Regions from separate parts of the Homo sapiens genome. Here regions 1 and 2 are each linked to region 3. The links are chromatin loops, found by intact Hi-C in ENCODE. Cell type or tissue: IMR-90. All regions are shown on one strand.

Evidence for each region. Hi-C counts contacts between places; a loop is a spot of excess contacts. Peaks named below come from ENCODE experiments on the same cell type or tissue, not always from the same donor. Only the 100,000 strongest peaks of a DNase experiment are listed, where the experiment ranks them.
Region 1: it touches region 3 in a loop (9-fold over the local background); 19 of 110 quality-filtered maps call a loop at or near these places.
Region 2: it touches region 3 in a loop (5-fold over the local background); 15 of 110 quality-filtered maps call a loop at or near these places.

The regions. Positions count from the first base shown.
Region 1 is chr1:58,743,429-58,751,428 of GRCh38, reverse strand. It overlaps LOC112268263 (a long non-coding RNA gene), which reads right to left. Exons shown (of 9, transcript XR_007066129.1): 6 at 87-598. It overlaps LOC124904191 (a long non-coding RNA gene), which reads left to right and starts at 6,046. Exons shown (of 3, transcript XR_007066130.1): 1 at 6,046-6,129; 2 at 7,247-7,361; 3 at 7,463-7,551. RefSeq lists a silencer at 1,848-2,058. In IMR-90, no CTCF peak of the experiment used is centred here; a DNase peak (open chromatin) is centred at 4,488; H3K27ac peaks cover 365 bases.
Region 2 is chr1:59,772,816-59,780,815 of GRCh38, reverse strand. All of the region lies in intron 4 of LOC105378758 (a long non-coding RNA gene), which reads left to right. It overlaps LOC101926944 (a long non-coding RNA gene), which reads right to left. Exons shown (of 3, transcript NR_110627.1): 1 at 7,779-8,000; 2 at 6,692-6,765. Among named protein-coding and RNA genes, the nearest start is that of HOOK1, 38 kb to the left of the region's middle. In IMR-90, a CTCF peak has its summit at 3,141 (motif pointing right); no DNase peak of the experiment used is centred here; H3K27ac peaks cover 881 bases.
Region 3 is chr1:59,943,927-59,951,926 of GRCh38, reverse strand. It overlaps a transcript of CYP2J2 not described here. Among named protein-coding and RNA genes, the nearest start is that of CYP2J2, 21 kb to the right of the region's middle. In IMR-90, a CTCF peak has its summit at 4,408 (motif pointing right); a DNase peak (open chromatin) is centred at 4,416.

The DNA of each region.
Region 1 (8,000 bases), 1.2 Mb after region 3:
TTTCCTCATTATAAATGATTATAAAGCAGAAGAAAAGGAAAACACAGAAAAAAAATTAGAAACTTACAACTCCGTAGATGTTTTACCTTCATATCCTTCTTCTCTTCTTGGTATTGCTTGGGCCTCACTGAAGCCATGGGTCCCCTCCTTATTGCAGAGAAGGCTGTTGATTGGAAGGGCACAGAGAGACTGGCTCTGGCTGTACTAGGCTTGATCTGGAGTCTGGTGCTGCCAGGAAAAGGGCTCATAATTCAGGAGGGATCTGCATGCATGTATGTCATGAGATGAGAGAACTGTGGGTTCTGCCCAATGTGCTGTGAAGATAGATTGGACATCTGGCAGTGAAGACCAACTCTAGTCGGGGCCATCCCATTCTTGGTTCACCAAAGTGTCTTTGTTAGGGGACTCGATCACTCCCTGGCTGTACTTCTCTAAAGGCTGTCTCTTCAGGGTGAAAATAACCTTTGCTCTCTTTACCTTGCTTCTTCCAGACTCCAAGTATTCAACACGGTTTTTAAAGGCTGCACCATCAGGAGGATTGAGTGGGAGGTGAGGAAGTAGAGACAGGTTGTGTAGACAAATACTGCAAGGAGTTTGGCTGTGAAAAAATTGAGGGAGAAAGAATGGGACAGTGGGGGAAGAGTTGATTTTTTTTGAAGGTGGTGTTCTAAGTTAGAAAAGACCAGAGCCTATTTAAATGCTTTTGAGGAGAAGCAAGCCAAGTGGAAAAGGTTGAAGGGATAGGAGCTTAATTGATAGCACAAGGTCCCTGAGAAAGCAGAAGGGGAGGGGTCCAGACCTCAGGGGCTGCCATTGGCCTTGAGCAGGAGGACAAGACCGGGGGTACACAAGGAGCAAAGGTGAGAGCACAGTTTATCCAAGTCCCAAAGTTTGTCATGGTCTTTCTTCCCTCTTTGCCCAGCTGTGGCCACATGCCAGTGCGGTTCTCGATGCTCCACGCACATGAATTAACACCCTCACCACAATCCTGCTACAGAGGCATTTTAACCATCATTTTCTAGATGTTCAAACCAAATCTCAGAGAACATATGAAATTGCCTATGGTTACACAACTGGTATTATTAATAAAAATAGTGCTGACATTAATACAGCCCTAACTATGTGTCAGACTTTATTCTAAGTACTTTATATTCATGATTCTGTTTAACCCTATGAGGCAGGTACAATTATGATTCTGATTTTACAGATTATTTGCCCAAGGTCCAACAACTTCAAAATGGAGCCAACACTCAAGCCCAGGCCGTCTGGTTCCCAGGACAGTATTCTTAACCATCATGCCATGTCATCTTTTGTTGTAGGAAACAAGGTAATGGAGATTAAGTTCAAACTCTCATTTGTCTGACTCCAAATGATGCCATACTTTGCTAATTGCATCAAGAGATGAGGATGGATAAAGGTAAATTCACCTTTAGAATTGAATATTCTATACCAAGATCCAGTTGGGATGTCTGAGGACAAGTAAGAGAAACTCAAATACCTCCTCAATAGACTCCCTCCAATGACTCATTGCCCCAAACTGGGTAACCAGGCTCTCCACTTCTCTAACCAGCTGGGGTGCCTCTTTGGTGAGAATTTTCAAGGGAATGAGTTGACAGTGGTTTAACAATCAACAGTGCCTGCTGGATTCACACAGGGCAGTAAGTGCTTTACCCAAGTCTTCATTGATTCATTTGTTCATTCGGTAAATCATTTCCTGACCACCAGTTCTGCCTGGTACAGTGTCAGCAGTAGACATGTAAGTCAGGCACACAGTTCTTACTTCTTAAGCAGCTTACAGACTGATGCTTGGTGTAGATATGTAAGCAGACAAGTCCATTGTAATGCACGGCCACTTCCTATAGTGAGGTGTGTCCAAAGGGTGACAAAAACAGAAAGGGGGTGCCAGTGCCTGTCTAGGGGAGGGACTAAGAAGAAGACTTCTTTTAAGAAAAGAAGTTTGCCAGAGGAACAAGGGAAATGAAAAGGGCATGTGACTCAGGCAGAGGGGGCAACATAAGCAAAGTCAGGGGAGCATGGGCAAGTATGGCAAGTTCGGCTGCAGCAGAAATGCCAGGTTTGAGGGGTGGGAGATGAAGCTGGAGAGGTAGGCAGAGGCAGATCATGTTATCACAGGTGCTGGATGCCACATGTAGGAATTTAATCTCTAATCTTTGCCACCACCCTGCGAAGCTGTTCTATTACTCGTTCCAATTTACAAATAAGAAAACGGAGGTTCAGAAGAACTAATGGGCTCCCTATTCACAGCTGATAAGAAACAGGGCCAGAATTTGAACCCAGGCTGGCCTGATGCCAGAGCCTACCCTCTTTCCACTACATCATAATGACTGCCTTTGGTTCTGCCTCCAAAGTGATAGCACCCTATTACATAACCAAACAAATAAAAAGCCTTTTTTTATGGTGACAGTGGCAATGTCATTCGAGGAACTAAGATTTGTTCCTTTTACAAATGAGACTGGGGCACATTTTTCCCTCTGCTCATTATAAAGGCCTGCTTCCTACCAGAATGAATAATGAGGTTGTAGCTGTCTGCATTCAGCCATAGGAAGACGCATAATTGTATTTCTTCCATGATGGAAGAACCAGCTGTGGTGCTAATAAAAATGACTGCTTTTCAATTCTTTCAGCAGAGTAAATAAAACTCCCTTGTGATTAACGGCAAATTGGTTTCCTACAGAGTTGTCAAATCTGAAGGGGTGGGACAAGGGGGGTCAGGGAGAAGATGGGAGTGACAGCATGGTTAGTGGTTCTACTCCAGCAGTGTTCTTTCTCCAAGTATGTGTTCCAGAGACACCTTGAATAGAATACATCTTTTCTTTCTCTTTCTTTTTTTTTTAGAGACAAGGTCTTGCTCCGTTGCCCAGGCTGGAGTGCAGTTGTGTGATCATAGCTCACTGCACCCTCCAACTTTTGGGCTCAAGCAATATTCCTGCCTCAGCAGGAGTAACTGGGACTACAGGCACCCACCACCATACCCAGCTAGTTTATTTTTATTTATTCATTTATTTTTTTTTTTTTGAGACAGAGTCTTGCTCTTGTTGCCCAGGGTAGAGTGCAATGGCACAATCTCGGGTCACTGCAAGCTCCGCCTCCCTTCCACCTCCCGGGTTCAAGTGATTCTCCTGCCTCAGCCTCCCGAGTAGCTGGGATTACAGGCATGCACCACCACACCAGGCTAATTTTGTATTTTTAGTAGAGATGGGGTTTCTCCATGTTGGTCAGGCTGGTCTCGAACTCCCGACCTCAGGTGATCCACCTGCCTCTGCCTCCCAAAGTGCTGGGATTACAGGTGGCTCACACCTCCCCCAGCAAAAGCCTCTAGCCCCTGGGCTCCCCAGGCGGCTCCCCTTCCAAGCTCCCACTGGGCCCGACCCTGTTTAGCTTCCTGGACTGGGCCCAGGCGCCCTCAGGCTGCTATGGTGCCAGGGGCTAGTTTATTTGTGTAGAGACGGGGCTCACTCTATTTCCCAGGCTGTTCTCCGACTCTTGGCCTCAAGTGATCCTCCTGCCTCAGCCTCCCATAGTGTTTGGATTATATGGGTGAGCCACTTTGCCCAACCCACTCTTGGCCTCAAGTGATCCTCCTCCCTCAGCCTCCCATAGTGTTTGGATTATACGGGTGAGCCACTTTGCCCAACCCAAGAAAGATATTTTCAACTTCTTTCAGAAAATTGCCAATTCTACCAAAATAACACTTCAGTATCCTGGCATGGGGACAAAATAAAAAAGGGAGCTCACTTGTTAACAACCAGAGTTCCTAAGACTTACAGGTTTGGGATATCAACTCTTTCTCCATCCAGGTATTCATTCATTTATTCTACAAATATTTTAAAGGCTTACTAGTGATCTGTTCATTAATTGACTATTACTGAGTGTCTACTGTATTCCAGGGCTGGGCTTTGGGAATAAATGGTGAAAAAGACCCAATTCCTGCCCTCATGGTGCACACAGTCTAATGAATAGATAGATCTGTTAGTAGTTTTTTATGATTCTTTTTCTTTTTATAATTTTCTTGTAAACACAGTGTCTTGCTATGTTGCCCAGGCTGGTCTCTGATTCCTGGCCTCAAGTAATCCTCCTACCTCAGACTGCTAGGATTACAGGTGTGAGCTACTGTGCCTGGCCATGATTCTTGTGATAAGATCTATGTCCTGGAAATAAAGGTAGTGTATTTTAATAGCTTTTTCATTCTCTTGGCAAATGGGATAGAAAAACTATTTTGCCCTCACTTTTAGGTTAAAGAGTTACAAACCAAGGTCAATGAAAGATCAATCAGAAATGAAGATGATGTAGCTTTGAAATGTTAACAGAAGACTATATGATTCTGGTTGCAAAATATTGGTGGATCAGACAGGGTCCTGATAGGAAACCTATGGAACACCCATATTAGGATAATTCTAAGAAAGTTTATTACAAAGGGAGTGTTTACAAGGATGTGGGTGGGATGCAGGTGACTCATAAGGGCTGTGCAGGAACCCAGGGCTAGCAGCAGTGGTGCTAACATTCAAAAGAATTACAGAGGGAATTGGCTATGGGAACCTAGAAGGGAAGAGTAGTGTCGAGAAGATCAGCATAAGAGGAAGAGTGACTGACAGTTGACGGTCACAGCCAGACCAGCATGACCATACAAAGAAGATGTCAGGGGAATCAAACCCTGCCTTCACTCACCTGCCTCCCAAATTTTTTCCATCTTGGAGGTCAGGGAAGGCTTCCTACAGGAGATGGCACCTGAGCCGGCTCTTGACAGATGAATGGGAGTTCGTTAGGTGATGAAGAAAGTGAAAAAAAGTTCCAGGCAGAAAAAAAAAAAAATAGGCCAAAGTAAGAAGGTGAGAGGTTCAGAGGCAGACTGAAAATAAATCCTAAAGGACTTATATGTCATGCTTAAAAGTTTGGTCTTTGTACCCAGGGCACTGGGGAGCCATTGCATAGGTGACTGCCATGATCATATTTGCATCTCTTATAGAAGACCCCTTTCTCTGTTGCATAGAGGATGAATTACAGAGAGGTGGATAGTGGACAAGAAGAGACAGGCTGATGCAACAAGCAGCAGATAAAGGGTGAGAGCCTGGGCCAGGATCATTCTGGTGGACATGGAGAGAAGGGGGAGGTTTCGAGGTACACTTAGGAAGTAGCAATCATAGCTGAATGAATGGAAAAAGAGTCCACTGGGGAGGGAGGCATCTAGGCTGATTCTCAGGATTCTGGCTAGAGTGTCAGTGGATGACAGTATTTTCCAGGACTAAAAACAAAACAAGAGCAATAGGTTTGGAGAAGGAAAAGAGATGTCTTTGGTCTAAGGCATATTGAGTTTCATATGCCTGCAGAAACTCTAGGTGGAGTTGTCTAGTGTTACTTGGTTACGACTCTCAAGTTCAGCAGAGGGAGAAAGAGCCAGGCTAAGAGAGAGATGTGGGACACATGAACGCAGTGGTGATAAGGCCGTGGGGATGCGCAAGAGGAGCCAGGAAAAGCCCAGGGAGAGAGAAGGGAGAGGGCATACCTGCTTTGTCACTGCCACACCCTCATCTGTAGGATGAAATGGGAGTGCCTCCTTCACCCGGTGGTTGTGATCATGTAAAGAGGAGATGTGTGTTAAAGAGCCTTGTGTATGACAGATACTAACAAGTATTTGCATAAGCAGAGAAAAGATATAAAAGCCAAGGAATTAGATTTTATACTGTGTTCAAAGAACAAAACAGCAGCTGCTTTATATTTAATGAACAACACAGTATCATATCTGTGCTACTATGTTTTTTCTAACAGATTTGTCTTTCCTTGCTCCTTGGACTGTAAGGGGATAAGAGCTATAACCCACAGTTGTTTGTATTTTGCGTACATTTAAGTACTCATAGCATATATTAGGTATCTACTAAATATATAAACATGGTTGATTGATTGTCTAATAGCAAAAAAATTTTTTTTTTTAGAAAGACTCCAAGCTGGATATATAGTTCCAATTACTCCAGCACTTCTCTATAAATGACAAACCACTTGCTCTCTCCGGGTCCTGTTGCTCCCCCACTGGAGAACTGTGATTAATGTCCCTTCCCTGTTTGAGAGTGGTGGTCCAAAGATTAATGAAGTCAGAATCCCTTGGAGATAACATGAGTAAGAAATGGGCTGTATTGTTGTCCTGTTGTAATGAATTTGAAAATTATCCTATATTGTCCAAATGGCAACTGACTCATCAAAAGTGGGTGTTTGGAAGTGATAAATGGAAAGTCTGAGGATTTTCTCATTAATTAACTTGGCTGTGAAAATAAGCACTGGCCCACATTCCCAGTGAAATAAAAACAGACCAAAAGGTAACCAAAAAGCCAGGCTAGTATGGAGTGGCGTAAATTCTGCCCTGGGCATAGACTCAGACTTTTGGCAGTCAAGTAATAATTTTATATAGGTAATATATCACTTTCTATTATATGTTTTCCAAATTTTCTATAATGAGCACATGCTCTTTTATAATAAAAGTTAATTTTTAAAAATATTATTAACATAAAAAATATTCATCATACATTTATAACATAAGATAATATAATAGAGATTAAGTAAATTCTGTATTTATTTTTTCCTATGTTTTTGAGTCTGCTTTATCAAAATTCCATCATGTTATTTGCCCTTTATTCTATTACCAAATAAATCAAAGGTCTTTAGCTGTAAGCAACAGAAATTACATCTGATGAATATATACCAGAAAGGAAACATGCTGGGAATATATGGGGGAATTCAAAAGTTCAAAAGGAAAGCTGGGAGCCAAGCTTAGGAAGCCGGGAGGAGGACAGAAGTGGTTCTAGGGGTTCCACAGGAACTATGAGCAGGCTAATCCGGTTGCCCTTTTGACAACCCATGAGTTCAAACCATCCACCCTAATTCCTGTCCAACTAGGGAAGGAAGATCTGGCCAGCCCAGTGAGGACCATATTTCTGCCTATGGCTAGGGGACAGTAGGGCACCTTGCTAACTGTTTCATCCAGACTGTATCCAAATGACTTTGGTTGTTCACCCAAGGGAGTTTTAATCTTAATCCCAAAAGAAATGAAATGGATGTTGGACAAACAAAAACAGATGCCCACCACATTAGGTAATAGTTTCCCCCCTGTGACTTCTTAAAAGTATAATTTACATATAAACAATAATGTTTCAAACTGACCACTTGGTCTATTGGGGAACTGCTCTGATTGTTAGGAAACCCTTCTGCAATTGTTGATTCCATTTCTATCCCTCCATAGCAAAAGAAGGGTCAGGATGGTGGTGGAGTAAAAGAAGGGTCAGGATGGTGGTGGAGTTGGAAACAGTATTGTTTGAGGACCAGTTGAGAAAGCTGCATGATGGAGCAGCTTGAAGGTGAGAAGGAGACTCAAGGTGAAGTGAGCTCTCATCACCATGCTTCCAAAGGGCAGCCAGCCATGTAGCAAAGGAATGAGCGTTGTTCTTTCTTTCCCTAGAGGCTACAATTAGGACCAATGGGTGGAACTTCAAGGGAGGCAAATGCAAATGTAATCTCAAGGAATGGTAGAACTTTTCAACAGAGTTGCCCCACTCTGGAGAGTTGGAAGTCCCCATCTCAAAAGGTAGGCAAAGAGGAATTTCAGCATGGATGGGGTTGGGTTATACTTGTATGATCTCTAAGGGTTCTTTGGATCTTGAGATTCTATTATCCTATGAGCCTTTATTCTTTGCAAGCCTAAAGTATGTCAGGCTGAAGAGGGTTCCTTGCTTTTCTCAGCCTCTGGGTCACACCCATGCCTCAGACTCAGCTTCTCTTTTTCATTTCATTTGCTTGAAAACTTGTGTTTGTGGAAGAATTCTCCATGGACTACTTACTGCAGGAGAATACTGGGATTTCCTCAACTGAATATAGCAAGCAGGAGAGGAGAGAAAAAGCATGAACAGTGGATTAGTAGTAAGAATTCTTGACCAGCCTGGCCAACATGGTGAAACCCTATCTCTATTAAAAATACAAAAAATTAACTGGGCGTGGTG
Region 2 (8,000 bases), 170 kb after region 3:
AATGGTAAAACTGTTCTAATTTCAAAAAATCTTCAATTAGCTTACAATAAAAGTACTGGCATAGTAAAATAATTCTAGCATACTATAAAGGCAACTAATCAATGAAGGGGAAGGCAAGAACTATTTTATCATGATTTCATAGCTGAGGAAAATACAATTGTGTGTATATTAAATGTAGTCATGAGCTCCTTGGCAGCTGAGGAATAGAGGGAAACACTGTTCTTAATATTTAGTAGATTCTGGAGTTCTGGGAGGCATCAGATATAGTTCCTAGAAAAGACTGAGTGAATGAACAAATAATGTAAATGACAGCAAATTTTATAATAAAAGTATACAAGTATTTTTCATATAAGTCATTTTATAGTTGTGGCCTGGTGAAATCTAAAGACCAGAAAGATAAGACTCTGGTGTGGACCAGAGTGAGGTGGCCAACTGTAAAGCTTCCTGCAGATGGGTGCCTGCAGGGAAAAGCTTATGGGTAGTGGGGTGGGGATTGAGGAGCTGAGGAAATTGAGGAGGTTTCTACTTTACATGATTCTACAACTCTATGTGAAGTAGAATGCAACTCCCTCCTCTTTTAAAAACCCTTCAGTGGCATTCCATTACACTATGACAACATCTGAACTCCTTATCATGGCCTTCAAGGTCTTATGTGATCCAGCCTTGGCCCCCTTGTGGTCACGTATCCCCTGGATCATTCCACTCTCACCACGATGGACTTCATCCAACTCTTCAAACATTTTGAGCACCTGCTATTTAGTGTTCTTTTAAATGATGGTTTTTCTACCTGTACTGCTGTCTCTCTGCCCTTTCACTTGGCTAATTCCTAGTCATTCAATAGATTTCACCTTAAGTATTTAACTGCAGAGAAGACCATCTTGACTTCTACCTAACCCCATTTGTATTAAATCATATCTATAACCCTTTTATAAAGAATCTGGTATTTTCCTTCATAGCATTTATAACAACCCATTTGTGCTTTCATTTATTCAAAGTCTTTTTATGTATATATACATGGGTTAGTATATATACATACATGTATTTTCTATCTTTTTCCACTGAGAGAAACTAGAAGCACTTCCGGCACCCAGATCTTGGTTTCTGATACCATTCTCCAATAAAAGGAACCAGTGTTCTTTGGAGAAATCACTGATTCTAGGGCAGGGGTGGGAAAATCCAAGATAAGCCTGGAGCATTTTGTAGTGACAGAATGCAAGGAAGGGCTCAACAAAATGGGGACATGTGAAAAGGGCACAGTAGTCAACCTGAAAAAGCTCCCATTGGCCAAAGCTAGGCAGTGGGAGCTCTAACTTGTTGCCCCAGTTAGGGAAACAAAATAAATGACAGTATTGGAATATAACCTAAAAAATAAAATGAATATTCATGAATGTTTACTGAGTGATAAATGATTGAATAAATAAATAAATGGAGGAGAAAGGATAAATATTTCCTGCCAAATTCCAAATGATAAACGTAGTTGCTGCCTCCTCCACGATGTAGAGCTTAACTCTGCTTCCCTTGTGAGGGCTGGATTTAGTACTCACTTCTAACTAACAGAATATGAAAAGGGAAAAATAGAAACTTAACAGCAGAGAAATCTGCCATGTATCACCTTAACTAAATTAATAAGGTTAACATCATCAATGATAGCTCATGTTTATAGCTTGTATCCTTGATGTGATGTGGTGAGAAGGGCACTTTGCCAATATGTCATTTGTCCAAAATATTCAGAACTCTAGTCTACTTATATGAACACATCAGACAAACCCAAATGCGGGGACTTTCTCCAAAATGCCTAACCAATCCTTTTTTTTTTTTTTTTTAGATGGTATTTCGCTCTTGTCACCCAGGCTGGAGTGCAATGGTGTGATCTCGGCTCACTGCAACCTCCGCCTCCTGGGTTCAAGTAATTCTCCTCCTCAGCCTCCCTAGTAGCTGGGATTACAGGTGCCCGCCACCATGCCCAGCTAATTTTTGTATTTTTAGTAGAGACAGGGTTTCAACATGTTGGCCAGGCTGGTCTCAAACTCCTGACCTCAGGTGATCCACCCACCTCAGCCTCCCAAAGTGCTGATATTACAGGCGTAAGCCACCAGGCCTGGCCCTAATCAATAATTTACAAAGGTGTCAAGGTCACAAAAAACAAAGAAAGTCTGAGAAACTAAAGAGATATGATGATTCAATGAAACATGGTGCCCTGGATTGGATCCTGGAAAAGGAAAACATTAATCAAAAAATTGGCGAAATTTGGTTAGAGTTTGTAATTTAGTTAGTAGCATCGTACCAATGAAAGTTTCTTAGTATTGATAAATACTGTATGGTTGTGTGAGTTGTTAACATTAGGGGAAGCAATGTGAAGGGTATATGGAACTCTCTATTGTTTGCAAGTCTTCTGTAAAACTAAAATTATTACAAAATGAAAATTTAAAAATGTCTTCTTCTACTAAACTTTATCTGTTGCTCACTACTGTATATTCATTTTTGGAACAGTGATGTATGGTGGGTAAAACTGTGGTTTCTCGAGGCTGGATGCATGTTTGATTTCTGGCCCTGCTATTTATGAACTATGGGAGTGGCAAGTTTCTTAAGGACTTCTTGTCTCAGTTTCCTCATCTATAGAAGGGGCATAAGGTGGTTGCGAGAATTGGAGGGCTTAATATATATAAAACACATACAACAATGCAAGGTTAGTTATTACGGGTATAATTTCCATTTAATATGTCATTGTTGAATGAGTGAATAAATGATTCAGGGCTTTTTGCTAAGTGTGAATCAGGATTGAATTCAAGTCAGAGAGAATATTTGAAGAAGAGGCAGGACATAGAGTAGTTTGTTTACAGTGGAATGGAGGCTCTGTAAGGCATAGCTGGTGGGTTGGCACAAGGATGGCAGAAGGATAAGGAAAAACTGTGGGGCATGTAAGCCAGGAGTGATACTGTTATGGAAGTGTGTATGAGGGCTTTGTGTTTGGAGCAGTGGTGAAGGTTGACAAACAAGGGCAATTGGTCTCTCCTGGGCATATTGCCTTCAAATTGGTTCTTCACTTTCTCCTGCTCTGCTCTGTATTTCAGGGGACTGACCCTTGAATTCTGCATATTTGGCCAGTGGGAGGCACTGGTGGAACACTAGAGGGAGGGAAGAGGGGAGAAGTTGGAATGTTTCTCCCCTCCCTCTCTGTCTTGGGCAGCAACTCCCCAGCAGCGCCATCTCCAGAACAGTCCTGCCAGGATGCCAGCTTCGCCCAGGGGCCCGTAACACTGCCTCTTCCTCTGTCCCTCTGGCCTAGGGTCTTAGTGGTTCCCTTCAGTTATGATTCTCTGGGTTGCCTCACTACCCCATGCTTGGCTCTCAGTTCCTCCACTTCTGTGTAATTAATTCCCAGTTTTTAAATCCCTGTTATGAATACTCAGCTGGCAGCTATTTCCTGCTTTGACTCTGACAGAAACAAAAGGCACGATGGAATTCCCTGTCTTCCAGCCTGACTTAAACTCAGGGGAAAAGATTTTTCAGTGCTACCATAGATAGAAACGCTGGCTACTTTCCTAATTGCTGGTTATAGGGTCCGTGTGCTGTGACCTGGCCTGGGCTTCAGATCATTGCAAAGCTTAGAAGGAGGAGGTGCTGATGAGAGCCCATTTAGGCGTATATCATGCACCACTGCCTTATGGAGAGTCCTGGACAGAACTGGACCTGATGGAAGGGAAAGATCTGATGGGAGGAGAAGGTCCTGGAATCTCAGTGATGCAACAGCCAGACCCAGTGTCACATCCATTGGGGGTTATGTGGGTTGAAGAGCTCCTTCTGCCTAAGTGTGCCAAGTATTGGAGTCAGGGGTATCCACATTACTCCAGCCCCTTTAAGTACACCTGGCATACTCGCTGGACTTCATACAAAAAGACACTACTATCATCAGCATTTTGTCTGGAAGATGATAGTGAGGCAGCCATATGAACTACCTCTCACTTGAGTTCTTGCTTTCTGTCTTCCTCACCTGGGCTCCATACCTTACATCCATTGCTCACCTGGCCCATTGGAAGAACAATCTGGCTTGGCCAGCTGTCTTGCCTTTGACCTCAGTATCCCTTGCAGGTATAATTCCAGCATTTATTTTTCAGCTTCTTATGCTTCCACCATAGTGAGGTAGGACTCTACTTCCACACACCCACTTAGCACATACCCAGGGACCTCCTCTTATTTTATTTTATCCTTAAAATATAGGAGACCAAATGAAAGATGGGATTGGCGAGTCTAAGATGAGACTGGAAGCAATAGTCAGGCAGAGGGATGGAGGCAAAAAGGCTAGCCAAGAAGCTGTTAGATGTGGTAAGAACCTAGACTCCAAGAGTGGAAGAGGTGAAGGTGTATGGGAAGATGCCACCCTAGATTTAGATGCAGGGTGGAAGGATTTGGCTGAATATATTTGCAGAATATATGATTTGATGACTAGTATCTTGCAGAGTTATCTAATGGGTATGTATAAATTAAATATGTTCATATTTAAGGACTACTCATGGATATATACACACATATTTATTAATCCACTGTAATCAAAATTTTTTGATACCAAGAGATGTCTTTTAAAGGTAAAGAAGGGTAATATTTAATTACAATCACAAATTATAGCTGCAGAGGAGCCAATTCATTCCTTTCAACCCCAATCAGATGGTTACATAAACATCTTTGCCTGTCTGAGGGACAGTAGCAGTGACAAGAAGAAGATTAAGGGTGGAGGCTTTAGTTCCTCCACAATTTCTGCTGACTTTACCTCTCAATTCTCTGATCTAAACAGTTCACATTTCCTATGCAAAGGGCTTCGTAAAAGCAGTTTTATTACAAGTTGGCTAGCTTCTCCTTTCCACCATATTAAGTCCCCTAAGCAATTCCTTTATAGAAATTCTAGATTCTCTACTGAAAGTAGTATTTTGTAGTCATAAAATATTGATCCCTTCCCTTACAATTTGTAGTTTATTTTAAAATACTAACATTAGGTAATGGTTCTAACAACCAGTAGTCATTTGCAGTACTCTCAAGTAAGTCTCAATCACCTCTGCCTTCTACACGGCTCCTGTAAAAGCAGCCTTGGCAGTATTCACGTCACCAGAGGTGGCTGTTTGATGAAGAGTAATGAAAAATGCATCATCACAGGCTGATACTGAACAGTTATCTGATCAACCTACACAGCAGCCTGTTCTTAGCTAAGACTCGGGAAGAAGATGTACCTGGCATGCAGCATGGTGAAGAGCATGGATTTTGCATTTGTGCAGACCTAGTACGAGTCTTGGCTTCACTATTTACTGGCTCTGAGACCACTGGTAATTTATTTATTTAACATCTTGGTTAAATAAATAACAAAGTATTCATCTACAAAAATGAGGATAACAGTATATTCCTTACAGTGTTTCTTTAGGAGATTAAATAAGTAGTAGGATCTGATCTGGTATGTCTGGCATTCCATGACTTGCTATGGTTGGTGATGGTGTTTTTAGGTGCATTTCCTGAAGGATGTTCCCGCTCATTCCTGTTCCACAGGGCCTCCTCCCACAGGTAGCATAAGGTTAAAGCCATCATCAGATTTAGTGTTTTTTTTAACATCACCTGCATGTTAGAATCACTTGGGGAGTTTTTTCAAACATACCAATGCCAGGTCACATCCCGGAACAATTCAGTCAGAATCTCTAGAGGTAAAGCACAGGCTCACCAGGTGATTCCAATATGCAGCTAGGGGTGAGAATCCTTAGGTTAGAGGCACTATGGATCTAAACTCGGATGGCAACTATGATGATTCCTTGTGTTCTTCAAATTTGAGAAAACTGCCTTTTATTCTTCCTTTCTGGTGAGGAACATGGATTCCTCTAAAGAAAATTATAGTTTGATATCACTGTAAATCTAGATGCAGGTGGAAGGATTTGGCTGAACATATTTGCAGAATATCTAATTTGATGAGCCGTATGTTGCAGAATTATCTAGTGGGTAAGTATAAATTATATTGATATTTAGGGACCACCCATGAATGTTTATACATATGTAAACACACACATATATTTGTCCATTGTAGTCATAGTTTTTTGATACAAAATTGTCTGCCTTTGGTCAGTGGAAGATCCTTCAACTTGGCCCTAATGTTATTTTAGTGTGATGCAATGGTCTTTGATGGCTTCTTTGCTCTCACTTACAACGAGATATCCCAGGCTTATCTTGTACATTTCTCATCCTCAATATGGTGCTGGCAGTTTCTACAAGGGAACTCGATTTTTTTGATATTTAGACACTAACATCTTTACCCTTTGATTGCTAATTGATATTGGCCTGTCAATGCTTCTATGTATTCTTGGTGAAAAGAGCTAGCAATTTTACAAAAAAAAAAACAACAAAAAATTGATACTGGTATTTCCTTTTCAAGTTAAAGATTATAGTGTTTTAACTTTTTATATTTGTATGCCTTTTATTTCAGGCTAAAAATCTTGATTTCTAAAGACATAAACATTTGCTTTATGAAAAATATATCCTAGTATATTTTTTAAATATGAATACTAATATTATTACTAAGAATAAGATTATTAAATGTATTTAACTGCATCCTTGGTATATATCCTATGAGGTATGGGAAGATAAAAGTACAGTTTTGAAAACTGAAGGAATTATTTTCTTTGTAGTTATGCCACAACTTAGTATAAATTTAAGTATACTGTACCTTAATAATGAAAAGTAGCCAGATAGGATCTGTTACCTATGGAGAAGGGAATTTTGACATCACAGAGTTGAGGGCTGTGAAAGTAGAAAAATGAAACCATTTAATGAATATACCACATCAAGTTCAGACTGATTGATACACATGTTAAACTCATTTTAAAAAGGAAAAAAGCAAAAAACCGAGGGCAGAAAATTGATGGGGAATTGAAAGAGAGCTTGGGACAGTTAAATCCATATGTGTCTTCTGTCTGGAGATAAAAATACAATGTTCACTTGGTCATTCATTATAAGTGCCAAACTCCATTATTACTGAGGCTTCTTCTGCTTCAAATCATACATTTATTTGGGAGTTGTAAAACATTATAATTCCCAAAGTCACGCTCCTTTCCATCTGGTTCATATCTAGTGCCCCGAAAGCTACTAAAAGGAACTTCCCCACTGTCTTGCTGTTTGCACTACACTTATGAGAATGCCAATGACCGCACTTAGGGGACTGGTCCTCAATACTCCCAAAGCCACCACCCCAGAGGCCAGAGCAGAGGCTGGCACACTACAGCCTGCAGGCCACATTGCAGGACCACCTGTTTTTGTAAATAAGGCTTTATTAGAACACAGCTCTGCCCATTCATTCACATATTGTCTGTGACTGCCTTCTTGTTACAATGGCAGAGTTAAGCAGTAGCGAATGAGATCAAATAATATGAAAGGCCAAAAGATATTTACTATCTAGCCCTTTCCTAAAAAACATCTGCTGACTGTATAGCAGTGCAGCTTGTGTCTGGAGTATAAAGAGTTAAAAACATAGCCCCTCTAGCAGTAAATCTTCACTCTTTCTGAGCATTTTTTAAGTGTCGAAAGGGGACTATATACTAATAGCATCGCCAAGCATTCTTTTTATTTTGATTTTTATTTCATGAGACTTCAGCTTTTCCCGCCTCTCCTCTCCTAGTCGTAGGACACCACTGCCATGTAGTTTAAATGGGGCATCACATCGTCTATCTCCTACCACTGATATTTTTAAAATCTCAGCTCCACCTCAGCCCCAATTATCTTCTGACACTTATAGGAGGTGGTTTAATGCCACTTACCAGTGTGTGACCTTGAGCAAGTAATTTCATGTCTTGGGACCTCAGTTTCTTCTTCAATAGAACAGGATATTATTTACTCTTGGGGCTATGCAGATGTAATGAAATAATGAAAGTTCTTGGAACATAATTTGCATCCTAGAAAGGTGGTTATTATTATTGTTGCTGTTGATTAGTGTAAGGTAATGGTTAAGAACTTCAGCCGGACATCTTGGGTGATCTTGG
Region 3 (8,000 bases):
GAAGTGGGGTAGGAGATTTGATTAAAAGCGCTGCTCAGAGGGCAATAGGGTCAAAAACAAGAATGTCAAAACTGATAGTTAAAAGCTGAGCCAAAGATATGGTATTACACCAAGGGCCAGAAGCTAGCTGGACATGGCATGTGGAAAGAGCAAGGTCGGGAGAGAAGACAGGAGGGTCCTTGGTGACTAATAAGGATGGGATTAAGACCCTCAGAGCTTACTTTCAGTCACCATACATTTCTTGGTGCACTGAGAGGTCAGAAGGGGTTTTCAGAAATAAGGTAGGCTCATTCCATGACCAGTCATTTAGTATTTGTTAATTACTACTATGTACTGGTCTTACACTATATGATCCAAGAGATAGATAAATAGGACCCAAGCCTAGTTACAGGGTTCTTAACAGGCTTACAGGGAAGATAAGGACCACATATATTGATTAAAATATTAAAACACTCAAGGTTCTGCTTCAGTTATCTGATTTTTTGCTTTATTATTTTTTTTAAATGTGAAGAACCTTAAGAGAAATGCTATGAAAGTTTAAGCTGTAGGACTATTTCAAGCTTAGAAAAACAGGGAAAGTGACATTTTTCTGGGCCTTGAAAGCCATGTGGGAATTGGACATAAAACCATGTAGTCTGGAGAAGGATCAGAGATAAATAAAAAGGAAGTTGTAAAGCAACAGAATGTAGAGGTAAAGAACATGAACACTGGTATTGAACTGATCAAGGTCAAACCTTGGCCCAGCTACTTAGCTGCTGAGTGACCTTGGGCAAGTAACTTAACCATTTCTATGTCAGTTTCCTTAGCTAGTGTGGAAATTGTTTTCAAAAGTGGCCACAATTCCTCCCATGCTCCTTACAAAGGTACGTTGCCATTCTTTCCTTCAAGAGGGGAATCTAGCTCCCCTCCCTTCCATTTGGGCTGGGTATTTGCTTTGAGGAATAGAATCTGGCAGAAGTGGTGCTATGCTGGTCCAGGCTCAGGCCTTAAGAAGCCTGGCAGCTTCTGCTTTCACCCTCTTGGAAGCCAGCCAACATGGAAAAGAATTCCAGCTAGACCACTGAACAGTCAGAGACCATGCGGACAGAAGGGACATGTGGAGGAGAATTGAGGTGCCCAGCAGACAGCCAGCATCAATGCCTCAGATGTCAAATGAGACCGTCTTGGACCTCCCCATCTTAGTTGAGCCACAGCAGGCAGTGCACACAGGACTGAGATGAACAGTCCAGCTGAGCTCTGCCCAAAGTCCTGGCCCATAGAATTGGGAGCAAAGAAATGGCTTTTGGTCAAGCCACTATGGTCGGGGGTGATTTAAATTACCCGCTTCATTGTAAACAGCCTAACTATCTCCTTTGTTCACTACCTCATTACTGCAAGAGATGGCAGAGTTTGGTTAGCAATGCAGAAAAATCTCCAAGTATTCCAGGTGTAAAGAACTTACCCATCCACTTGGAAAGCTGGGAAGCAAATGTCAGGGAGGCCAACACTGAAGATTCAGCCTGAGGATCTGAAATGGGCTCTAAAGAGCTTGCCATCAAGTCAATGAAATATGAAGAGCTCTGGGAAGCTCTTGATTGTGCTGTCCTGTTGCAGCAAAGCAAATGGTCTTGACAGCTCACAAAAGAACCTCTCTGAATTCTGTACCTGTACCTACTTAGGGCTGCAACTGACTGGAGAAGAGCAGTGTCTCCTTCCGTCATACCTACCAAATATCCTGTTTCTCCTACTCATTGGTAAGCTCTAACCCAAACTGTATGGGAAGGAGATTCTCGGAAATGGAGTCCATGGCTTCTTAGAGTCTTTAGCTGGAGTGCTAATAATACCGAGTTGACAATGGACCATTCAGCTCAAAGTGCAATTCATTAGTTGTTAGAGAGTCTTGACCTGTTCAGGTCTTTGAATTGGACTATGCTTCTTCCCCATTCCCAAAAGTTTTCACCAGGTCAGATGATACAGAACAACAACAGGAGGAAAAAGAAAAGAGCATCCAAAAATGCCAACAGAATATTCCCCTCCTTCTTCCTTGAAAGTAGTAAGGCAAACAATAGCAGAAGTCCTGGGGTGGTACTGAGAGGGTGGAGCAGAATACTCCAGGTGACTGGAGCCATTAAAAAAAAAAATCCCTGGCAAGAAGACTTCTGTAAAGGAAGGGAAAAATAAATATCTGCTGAGAGCTACTTCCACTCAATAAAATCTTGCACTTGTTCTAAAAAAAAAAAAAAAAAGCTTCCAGTCACAGATCAAGATATCCCACTAGAGAAATTAGGACCTGCTCCCTCTAGTGATTGGGGGTTACCGGGGTTTACTCATGATGGAATTGTTTGAGACTTTATGGAATTAGCCTGCAGACTTTATGGAAGATATTGGTGTTCACTTATTTACTCCACAAACATTTTTTGAACTCCATGAACTTGGAAAGTTGTCAAGGATATACAGTTTCTTCCCTCAAATCTAACAGTAAATTGATACAAATAAGTCAAAAATATACAATACACTAAAAAATAAGTATATTTAGTCAAAGGGAACATAAGGATTTTATCCAAATACCACATGAGGAAGCAGTCAATTCTAGGAGTCAGGGGTGGGATTTGGAAAAACTCAAAGACAAATAGCTTTTATATCCATACTTTTGAAAAATGACTAGAAATCCATAGCAGACAAAGAGGATCAAGGACATTCCATGCACACGCAAAAACATAGAAATAGGAAATTATGTGGTGCTCTATGGACCCATAAGTTGTGCAATAGGTCTGAGATCAAGTATGTCAGTAATATAGGCAACAACAGAGACAGGGTAGAAGGAGGAGTTGGATCAGCCTGTAAAGACTTCTGAATGCCATCAGGAGAGTTTGAATTCTGTTCTTTTTCTTTCATTTTTTTTTTCAGAGATGTGGTCTCACTATGTTGCCCAAGCTGCAGTGCAGTGACCATTCACAGGCACAATCATGGCACACTACAGCCTCTAACTGCTAGGCTCAAGCCATCCTCCTTCCTCAGCCTCCTGAGTAGCTGGGACTACAGGTGTGAGTCACTTCACCCAGCTTGGATTTTCTTCTTTAAGTCAGTATTTTCCAAAATGGGTTTGCATTTGCACCAAGGGTTGCACTACATTCTCCATCAGGATGCTGAAAAAAAATTTTGATAATGATAATATTGCTACAGCAGTCCTTTAAATGAAATACCCAAATAAACTGAAGGTAGAACAACACAGGGTTTAACTGAGGTTTTCAAAAATAATCAAATGCATCCAATTGCATTGCTGTCATCAAAAATATGATTATTAGTGCAATAAGGTAGTGTATACTGTTAATATTAGGTTGGTGCAAAAGTAATTGTGGTTTTTGCCATTATGGCAAAACCTTTTGCACCAATCTAATAACAATATGAGTATTAATATTTTTCTATCTTAATTTTTAATTTTTATTTTTGTATGTTTTATAACATAAATAATTTATGACCATAGTAGTACAGTTATATGATTTATAAATGCCTAAATAAGTTTATGTTGTTGGTGCATGCTGCAAAGTATTTTACTAATAGATGTGCATACTCAAAACATCTGAAGGCCACTCTGGCAAGTGATGGACAGCCATCAGGGGATTTCATATAAAACAGTCTCTTACTGTGAGTTTTTGGACATACCATTCTCATAACTGTTTAGAGAATAATTGAGGGAGAAAAGAATGGATGCAAGGAGACCACTTAAGAATAGTCAAGGTGGGAAATAAGGGTGCCAGATTAGGTGGTTTTGATTATTTAAACCTCTTGAAATAAAATGCAATTAAGACTATGTTAAAGCAAAGGGCACCAACTTTCTAGTGGGCACCAACTTTCACTAGAAAAATGAAGATTCTCCATTTTCATCCTGACAGAGAATCCTGTGCAACCCCTGGTGCAAATGCAAATCCACCTAATCTTAGGGGTCTGGGAGATGCAAAACCGAAAGAACCATTGCATTCTTCCCAAAATGACTCAGGCTCTTAGTGGCAGAGACACAAGGGTTACAGATAATTTTTAAGCTAAGTTTTCAAATATTATGGATACTTCTTCCAGTAGAAAGGGATGCATAGGGCATTCCAGCCCACAAGATTATACATGCAGAAGCACAGAGCAATGAGTGTGCCTCCCTCATGGAGGAAATAAAGATGCCCTTAGATGGAGCCAAGGATGGGAAGTTAAGCTGGCCCAGATTATGAACAGCTAGGAATGCTGTGCTTTCTCAGGAATTCACACCTTATCATACAGTCAGTTTAGACAATGAATATTCTCTAGAAGTTTACTGGCGTGATCACTCTCATCGATGGCCTTAGATCTGGAGACATAGTGGTTGGAAAGAAACATGAAAACAGCCAAGCTCTCCTAGCAACTCTGGGAGTTGGCTTACTTCTGTAGTTGCACCTTAAGACCACATGGGGGCGGACTCAACCCATCGCATCCCAGAAGCTCTCTGGCTCAGCTGAGAACGTCAGATTTCACCTAAGCTCTCCAATTAACTGCACTCTTGGGTGCTGTTTTATATTGCCTGTCTTAAGGGGAATGCACTTTTTCTGCAGTTAATGATGCTTTATGGGTTTTCGCCAAATAGTCTTTGGGATTCTCCAGGTCAAATACTAATCTATTCTTTTGGTGTTTTAGTTTTCAAACTACACAGATGACATTCCATGGGATTTGGCAGTGCAGCCACTGACAGACCATGCACTGTTTTGCTTTACAAAATGTAGCACATTGTGTAGCCTAACCTCATACCTCTATGTTGTAGACAAAAAAAAATAAGTCTCAAGGAGGAGCATAGCACAGTGGAGAAATAAAAGTAGCTAGAGAGAACAGCATACAGGTCAGGAGACTGCATGAGTCTGAATCCTGTCTTCATCACTTAATGGATGAATAGTTTGGGGCTATCCTTCACTTCACCCCTATGTCTTCGTTTTCCCATCTTCCTCAAATTAAATTAGTTTTTTTTTTTACAAAATGCTTTTAAAATGCTTCAGAAGTTGCCAGGAATTAATAAGAACTATATGCATTAGGTATTATTATTTCAAAGATTATTATATTTATGCATATATAAGAACTATATGCATTAGGTATTATAATTTCAAAGATTATATCTTCATATTTAGAAATTGTATTGGTGCTATTGTAAATATAAAAGTTATTTTGTTATGTGTAAACTCTAACATTTTTACCTTATGAAATCTAATCTCTTCATCATCTTTTAAAACATTTGACATTCCTTAATGTCTCTTTCAGATTGCTTTATTTTCTGTACTTCTTAGAGTGTGAAGTTTTCCCTTACATTTTGTGTCTCTTGACTCAGTCAACAAATGTTTGCTGAATATTTACTGTGTACCGATCATTGGCGACATAGCAGTGAACAAAACAGACAAAAACCTTTCCCCTCATGGAGCTCACATTCTAGTGTGGGGAGCAGAGGAAGAATAAACTATCAGTGCATGTCATATGCTAAATGAGAATTAATGGTGTAAGAAAAAAATAAAGTAGGAAAGAAAGGAGTTGCAGTTTTACACAGAGTAGTCAGAAAAAATTCTTATTGAGGTGATAATTTCTGAGCAAAGACCAGAAAGAGATTAGGAAAAAGGACATACAGCTATCTTGGGAAACAGCTTTGCAGGCAGAGGAAAGAACGGAGCAGAGGCTCTGAGTCAGGAGGGTACCTGGCACATTTAAGGAGGGCAGGGTGCCAACAGTAGACTAAAAGAAGGTGAGAATCCTAGATCAAGTCAGAGAGATCACAAAAGCCAGGCCATATAGAGCCTTTCAGAACATCATGAGGATGGTGGCTTTTACTTTGAGTAAGATGGGAAGGCATTAGACAGGTACTTTAGCAATGGAATGGCATGATCTGATTTTGTTTTTAAACTCTGGCACGATTGTGCATGAATGTTCACAGGGCAGCCATAAAAGCAGGAAGACTGTTAAAGCAGGCTTTTGCCATAATGGAGATGAGAGATAAGGATGATTTGTGAAAAGATGCTAGCAGTGGAGGCAGTGAAAAATGATTGGCTTCTGGATAGATACACAAGGTAGACTGAAGTAGATTTGCCAATTAACACTTGAAGTATAAGAATGAGAAAAAATAGGATGATTCCAAACTTCTTAGCCTGAGAAGCCAGAGGATGGAGTTTTCATTTCTAGGATGTAGAAGACAGAGAGAGGAGCAGGTTTGATAGGAACCTATTCAAGTTGCCAACAGGACTTTTCTCGTAATTGGCTAGAGCAGCTGATTCTCAAGTGTATAATGAAAATTGAAATTTAAAGAATAGCCAGGAAATTCTGAAGAAAAGGAAATTGGGAAGTATGGGGACTAAGTCTAAAATTTATGGAAGATAATAATTATGCTTCTATAATTTAAAAAAGGCTCATATTAGCATATAAGTAGACAGAAAGCTCAATAGAGCCCATGGAGGCCCCAAATAGTTTTAACTGGATAGATAAGTAGATAGACAGATACATAGATAGATAGAGAGATAGATAGATAGATAGATAGATAGATAGATAGATGACAGAAAGAGATAGAGAGAATTTTACTTTCTGATTAAGATAGCATTTTAAATCAGTAGGAAGAAGATAGATTAGTTAGCAAATTGAATAGCCATGGTAGAAAAAAAAAATGAAGTTAGATCTCTCTCTTCGTCTCATAACAAAATAGTGTCAGATGGGCCAAAAATATTACAGCAAAAATTAAACCACAAAAGAATTCAGAGAAAATCTGGCGACATAATATTATTGCAGTAAAAATGCTGTTCTTAACCATTTTTTTAACCATTTTCTTAATTGTGTCAATTAAGCATGACACAAAGCTGTGAAGCCCCACTCCCCAAAAAAGTTTGATAATTCTGGCTACATTTTAAAAACAAAATTTCTACATGGTAAAAATACTATAGTCAAGGTCAAAGACCAGAAAAAATGTAAAGAAAATACTAGCAACATAAATAATAGATAAATATCTAGTTATCTTAGTGTATTATGGGATATACAAGCCAACAAGAAAAGTATCAACTACCCAATAGAAGAAATCTGGGTGAGGGTCATGATTTCAGAAAAAAAATAAATGCAAATGGCTTTTTTTAAAGTGGCATTTAAAATAATGCAATTAAAATAATGCATTTTTTGAAATTTAAAATTTTTTGACCTTTAAAATAATGTAATTAAAAATAATAAATAATAAAATTGAAACTAAATGTCATTTTTTACTAATCCAACTGGCAAATAACCACAAGCTCTGAATTGGCAAGCAAGGAAGAAACAGATATTCTTGTACGTAGGAAATAGAGACTCTTGGCAAGGAAATCCAGTCATATTTATCGGTATTTAAATGAAAATACCCTTTTGCCCAATAGTTCTCCTTTTATGAATTTGTCCTACAGACATACTCAAGAATTTTTAGGCCAGGCACAGTGGCTCATGCTTGTAATCCCGGTAATTTGGGAGGCCAAGGTGGGCAGATCACTAGAGTCCAGCAGTTCAAGACCAGCCTGTCCAACATGGTGAAACCCCGGCTCTACTAAAAATACAAAAATTAACCAGCCGTGGTGGCGCATGCCTGTAGTCCCAGCTACTTGGCGAGCTGAGGCGGGAGGATCTCTTGAGCCTGGGAAGTTGAAGCTGCAGTAAGCCGAGATCACACCATTGTATTCCAGCCTGGGTGACAAAGTGAGACCCTGTCTCAAAATAAATAAATAAATATGACTACAAACACCTTCTCTGAAGCATTGTTTATAACTTTAGACAGCTAGACACAATACCAATGCTCATTGTATGAGACATTATAGGTAGTCATTTTTTAAACTATAGAAATCTATACATACTTAAACGGCTAAGATATTTTATTAAACTAGAATTGCAAGGCTTAGGATCATATCTCTAGCAAGCAAGCAACAATTTGTACATTAAAGGGGCCACTAAGTATACAAATGCATATATGTATATATGAAGCTACATTTTGAAGGAATTACCTTTAGTTGCTGTCTCCACTTCAACTC